Regions from separate parts of the Homo sapiens genome. Here region 2 is linked to region 1. A link is a loop called in an ENCODE intact Hi-C map of the cell type or tissue named here. Cell type or tissue: chondrocyte. All regions are shown on one strand. Links, peaks and the distances in the headings refer to the core of each region. The heading gives the core; the rest is flanking DNA.

Evidence for each region. A loop is a pair of places that touch in the nucleus more often than their neighbours do. Peaks named below come from ENCODE experiments on the same cell type or tissue, not always from the same donor. Only the 100,000 strongest peaks of a DNase experiment are listed, where the experiment ranks them.
Region 2: it touches region 1 in a loop (2.8-fold over the local background); 5 of 110 quality-filtered maps call a loop at or near these places.

Annotation. Positions count from the first base shown.
Region 1 is chr1:23,283,832-23,286,744 of GRCh38, forward strand. LINC01355 (long intergenic non-protein coding RNA 1355) reads right to left here and starts at 1,687. Exons shown (of 2, transcript NR_110616.1): 1 at 1,279-1,687; 2 at 1-579. In chondrocyte, for the core only: no CTCF peak of the experiment used is centred there; no DNase peak of the experiment used is centred there.
Region 2 is chr1:23,538,720-23,541,632 of GRCh38, forward strand. LOC124903876 (a long non-coding RNA gene) reads left to right here and starts at 1,164. Exons shown (of 3, transcript XR_007065537.1): 1 at 1,164-1,333. RefSeq lists an enhancer at 1,118-1,412. In chondrocyte, for the core only: a CTCF peak has its summit at 1,273 (motif pointing left); no DNase peak of the experiment used is centred there.

The DNA.
Region 1 (2,913 bases), core at 113-2,612:
ACTTCAACTCCCTTTGAAACCCAAGTGACAGAACTAGGTCACTACTTTGGGAATGGAATTGTGAGTAGCTAGATCAGAGAAACACTGAGACTGACAAAACTTGCTTTTTTGGAAAATGGAAGAAAAAGTCATCAGTATGCCATAAGAGTTAGAGCATTCTGACCATAAAATCAGGCAGTTATCCTTGCTGACTGGTCCTGGATTCCAAATGACACATTCCTTCTCAATGTATTCAATCCATCAGCAGCTCAGAAGCAATCCACACTGGAGACCATTTAAAAACGTGCATTTTGCAATAACCATTATCTATCTTAGCAGCTAGAAAGGCAAAACAAAAGTTAGCATATCAAACTATCTTTAGGGGCTAGAGCAGAATATGAATTCATTAACGATAAATATAATTACTAGAAACAATGAAAACTGATCCAGAGGAATTTTAAGAAAACAAAAAAACCCTCAAAATGTCTATTATGCCAAGTACGGTCAAAGTATTCAAGCATCCTCCTCCCTCTCCACAACTTCTATTTTTTTCTCTCTTCTTTTTTCTTAAGGGGTGGGAGTCTTGCTATGTTGCCCAGGCTGGAGTGCAGTGGCTATTCACAAGTACAGTCATTGTGCACTACAGCCTTGAAGGCCTGGGCTCAAGCCTCAGCCTCCCAACTAGCTGAGACTAGAGGCACATACCACCGTCCCTGACTTACAACTTCTATTTTCAGGTTAGATTCCAGAAGTGTAAGAAGTATAAAATATCATGGATGATATTTAGTATTCACTAAACTGGAAGGAGAGCCAATGAATTTACTTATACTGCCCAATTAAATAATCAACATTGAACTCATCTTCAATCCCAGAAAAATCCATGAATGAAAACTGGACATAGCAACAATTGCTACTGATGCCAGACTGAAATAGCAAAGGGCAAGAGGAATTCATGCTACCTACTCTTCACTTTATAAAGAAAAATAAAGAAAAAATAAATTTAAAAAAGAAAAGGAATTTCATTTTTTCTGAGGAAAAAAACTGAGAAATTAAGTAAGACAGAGTTTGCAAATATATGAATGCTGGGCTCAATGTTTCTTAGTTTGCAGTTAAAAAGAAACATTCACAAGGAAAACAAATGTACATGTAAGTCACTTTCAAAGCAAAAAGATACTGCTTGGCCGGGGATGGTGGCTCACGCCTGTAGACTCAGCTACTTGGGAGGCTGAGGCAGGAGACTCGCTTGAACCCGGGAGGCAGAGGTTGCAGTGAGCCAAAGTCACACCACTGCACTCCAGCCTGGAGGACTGAGACTCAGTCTCAAAACAAACCAAACAAATAAAAAAACCAAAGCAAAAAGACACTGCTCAAAGCTAATCCATGGGCAGTACCTGCATTAAAACTGTTATCTGCAAATAAGGCAAAAATAAATACTGTTTGTTGCAGAGTGGAAATGCATCCTAGATTGGATTAAGCTAAGAGGCTTGAGAGGTGGCAACCACGGACTTCTGCTCTTAGACATCCTGGTTTGTAATATTTTGTTGTTCTGACAGCCAACTTGATCATTCTTCCTTGCATTATAAATTTTCACAGTAAATCTTACCTTCGGGGTCAGTGGTAACACCTATAATACTTGTTTGTATTTAAAATCCTCTAATATCCAATACATTTAATCACAGCCTCACTGACATCTCAATTGCCCTTGAGACTCAAAACAGAGGGGGAACTTCTGAGAAATGTAATTATTATACCTCTGTGCTTAGGTTGAAGACAACTTCATGATCTGGAGAATTAATTACTTTTTGTTTCTCTTCATGCCTGGTTTATAAGAAACTGAACATTGGACATGAGAAAAAGTAGAGGTCCTATCACTTTACAGGTGTTTTTATCATTCATTTGAAGTCTATTCCAAAGACATCAGTTATCCCACATATAAAGGTGCATATAAACTCTCACTTCAAAGTTAAACTACTCTGAGCTATTCATATTTGCATTCTTCTCTAATGGTGTAAATAATCAAGAACCAGAGAAGTTACGCCTTCATCGTAACAGCCATATTTCTCTGGCCTATATAGCAAATCCAGTTACATTTTAAAGTGTGTGCGTGGTTCTTTAAAACATTAATTTCAAACACATGAATAACATTATTGTTTTATTTAACCCAATATTCAGTGATCCCTGACTGGGTTGGGCTCAGTAACATGTCTTTCAAAAACAAAAAAAATACTAGACTCATATATATTTTTTGAGTAAAGCTGCTGGCTTTGTCTCCATACTTCCACTCTGTTCTCTTGACTCAGTTCTCAATTCAGGGCCAAAGTCAAGAGCAAAACTGAACCTGTAGGCTAGTCCTTGGTAAAAGTAAGGCAAAATGGCAACTGACTTGGCAATCTCTCCCAATTTGGGGATGCCCTGGACACAGTAAGCAGAGTCAAATGTAAACTACGTCCTAAGAAAATGGCAATTTCTGTAGTCTCAGGTCATGAAAATACATTTTTAAAAACTAATTGTCTGTTAAAATTATTTTAGTTGTGAAATGTTAACAATATCAGGATAAGGAGTTAGACAAAAAATCTTGGACATAATTTCCAGTTTTTTCCTATATATACTTTCTCAACAATCTAAAGCCACCAAAATTCTCTTCATGAAGTCTTATCCTATCTGTTGCCTAATGATGATGAAGGAGATCAGATTTGGGATTTACAGATGTCCTCCTCTGGAGACGCTTTTGCTCTGGGACTGATGGATACCAGTGCTGTTAGTCATTTCTGCTACCTGGATACAGAGCATCTGGTGTAAATTTGTGCATCCAGCCTGGCTCCCATTTTCCCCCAACAGCATGCTTAAGGAATGAAATGCTCATTTCATGTTAGTTGTAAGCAATCTACATACAAAGCATATCAGGGTACAAATTACTTAATATGTATTTTTATC
Region 2 (2,913 bases), core at 318-2,817, 260 kb after region 1:
TAAGTGAAAGAAACCAGACACAAAAGGCTATGTTTGTATGATCCCATTTAGTGAAATGTCTAGAATAGATAAATCTTTTTTTTTTTTTTTTTTTTTTTGAGACAGAGTCTTGCTCTGTCACCCAGGCTGGAGTGCAGTGGCATGATCTTGGCTCACTGCAACCTTCACCTCCCAGGTTCAAGGGATTCTCCTGCCTCAGCCTCCCAAGTAGCTGGGACTACAGTTGTGCACTACCACGCCTGGCTAATTTTTGTATTTTTAGTAGAGATGGGGTTTCACCCTGTTGGCCAGGCTGGTCTTGAACTCTTGACCTCAGGTGATCCGCCCACCTCGGCCTCCCAAAGTACTGGGATTACAGACTAGAATAGATAAATCTATAGAAACAAAAAGTAGATTAGTGGGGCTGGGCGTGGTGGTTCACGCCTGTAATCCCAGCCCTTTGGGAGGCTGAGGTGGGCAGATCACCTAAGGTCAGGAGTTTGAGACTAGCCTGGCCAACATGGTGAAACTCCGTCCCTACTAAAAATACAAAAATTAGCTGGGCGTGGTGGCAGGCACCTGTAATCCCAGCACTTTGGGAGGCTGAGGCAGGAGAATCGCTTGAACCGGGAGGTGGAGGTTGCAGTGAGCCAAGATCGTGCTACTGCACTCCAGCCTGGGCGAGAGTGAGACTTTGCCTCGGAAAAAAAAAAGGCCAGGCACAGTGGCTCAATCCCAGCACCTGTAATCCCAGCACCTTGGAAGGCTGAGGTGGGTGGATCACTTGAGGTCAAGAGTTCGAGACCAGCCTGGCCAACATGGTGAAACCATGTCTCTACTAAAAATACAATAATTAGCCAGGCATGGTAGCGCATGCCTGTAATCCCAGCTACTTGGGAGGCTGAGGCAGGAGAATTGTATGAACCCGGGAGGTAGAGGCTGCAGTGAGCCGAGATCACGCCACTGCACTCCAGCCTGGGTGACAGAGCAAGACTCTGTCTCAGGAAAAAAAAAAAGTAGATTAGTGATTGCTGGGAATGGGTCAGTCTCTGTACAGATGAAGAACATGAGGCTCAGAGAAGCCAATTGCCACCCATCTGTGTGACTTTGGACCAGTGACTTCACGTCTCTCAGTTGTGACGTGGAGAGAATGACGTGCGCCTGAGATGGTGGCTCTGCAGCTCAGTAAATGTGCCTGCGGCGCCTGGTGGGTCCCCCTGCGTCTTCGTTAGTTCCTTTTCCTTCTCTCAGACCTTTGGCTGGAAGCTGGTGGGGCTGAAAGGTGAAGGCTGCCACCTAGAGGTGAACTCTGGCACCTGCCAAAGCCTGCGAGGCGTCTTATCTTCTCATCAAGGTAACTCACCCGCTATGGGCTTGGGGAGGAGAAACAGGATGTGAAAGAAGCAGCCCCGCTGAGGACAGGGCTACTAGACTGGCCAGATTCTTTCCAGATGTTTGTAGGCCCTGGGAATGCTTTTCACAGATGTTGGGTCCCGTGGAGGTGATCCCATGCGGGAAGAGGGACATCCCATGCGGGAGTCAGGTCCCAGCAGAGCTGCTTAGCGTCTCTTGGGGAAATGCCACCTATAATTCCTTCTTCTTCTTTTTTTTTTTTTTTTTTTGAGATGGAGTCTCGTTCTGTCGCCCAGGCTGGAGTCCCGTGGCGCGATCTCGGCTCACTGCAAGCTCCGCCTCCCGGGTTCACGCCATTCTCCTGCCTCAGCCTCCCGTGTAGCTGGGACTACAGGCGCCCGCCACCACACCCGGCTAATTTCTTTTGCATTTTTAGTAGAGACGGGGTTTCACCATGTTAGCCAGGATGGTCTCGATCTCCTGACCTCGTGATCCGCCCCTATAATTCCTGTAATTGTCAGTTTATTCCCTCGTTTTCCTGAGGGATCTCTTTAACACACACACCTGACCTTGTCTCTCTCTAGTTCAAGGTCTGGCAACTAGCTCCCCACCACGGCCCAGCCACCCCCACCACCAGGTCCCTCCGATCTTCAGACCCTTCACACATGGGCCTTAGGTTTTTTTTTTTTTTTTTTTTTTTTTTTGAGACAGGCTCTCACCCTCTCACCCTGGCTGAAGTGCAGTGGCACAGTCTCTGCTTATTGCAACCTCTGCCTCCCAGGCTCAAGCGATTCTCCTGCCTCAGCCTCCCAAGTAGCTGGGATTACAGGCACGCACCACTACTGCCCAGCTAATTTTATATTCTTAGTAGAGACGAGTTTTTACCATGTTGGCCAGGCTGGTCTCGAACTCCTGACCTCAAATGATCCACCTGCCTTGGCCTCTCAAAGTGCTAGGATTACAGGTGTGAGCCACTGCACCCGGCCCCCTTACGTTCTAATCCAACACACTCTTCCTAACTCCCCTCTGACCTCTCAGCTCTCTCTATTGCCCATGCTGTTCTCCCTGCTTCACATGTCTCTCTCCATCTCTTCCACCAGAAAAAACTGTTCTGCTCTCAGATAGAAGTTTCTTCCTTCTTTTCTTTCTTAAACCAGATAAATAAATCATTGAGAATGCTGTGTACCCCCATATCCCCCACGTGATCTTAAACAGCACTCAATTTTAAAAGGGTGCATTTTTAACTCCTCAGGCTAAGAGAACAGAAACCTGGGACAAAATTAGGAATCCAGCTCACATGCCTGTAATCCTAGCACTTTGGGAGGCCAAGGCGGGCGGATCACGAGGTCAGGAGATGGAGACCATCCTGGCTAACATGGTGAAACCCCGTCTCTACTAAAATTACAAAAAATTAGCTGGGCGTGGTAGCGGGCGCATGTAGTCCCAACTACTCAGGAGGCTGAGGCAGGAGAATGGCGTGAACCCGGGAGGCGGAGCTTGCAGTGAGCCGAGATCGTGCCACTGCACTCCAGCCTGGGCGACAGAGCGAGACTCTGTCTCAAAAAAAAAAAAAAAAAAATG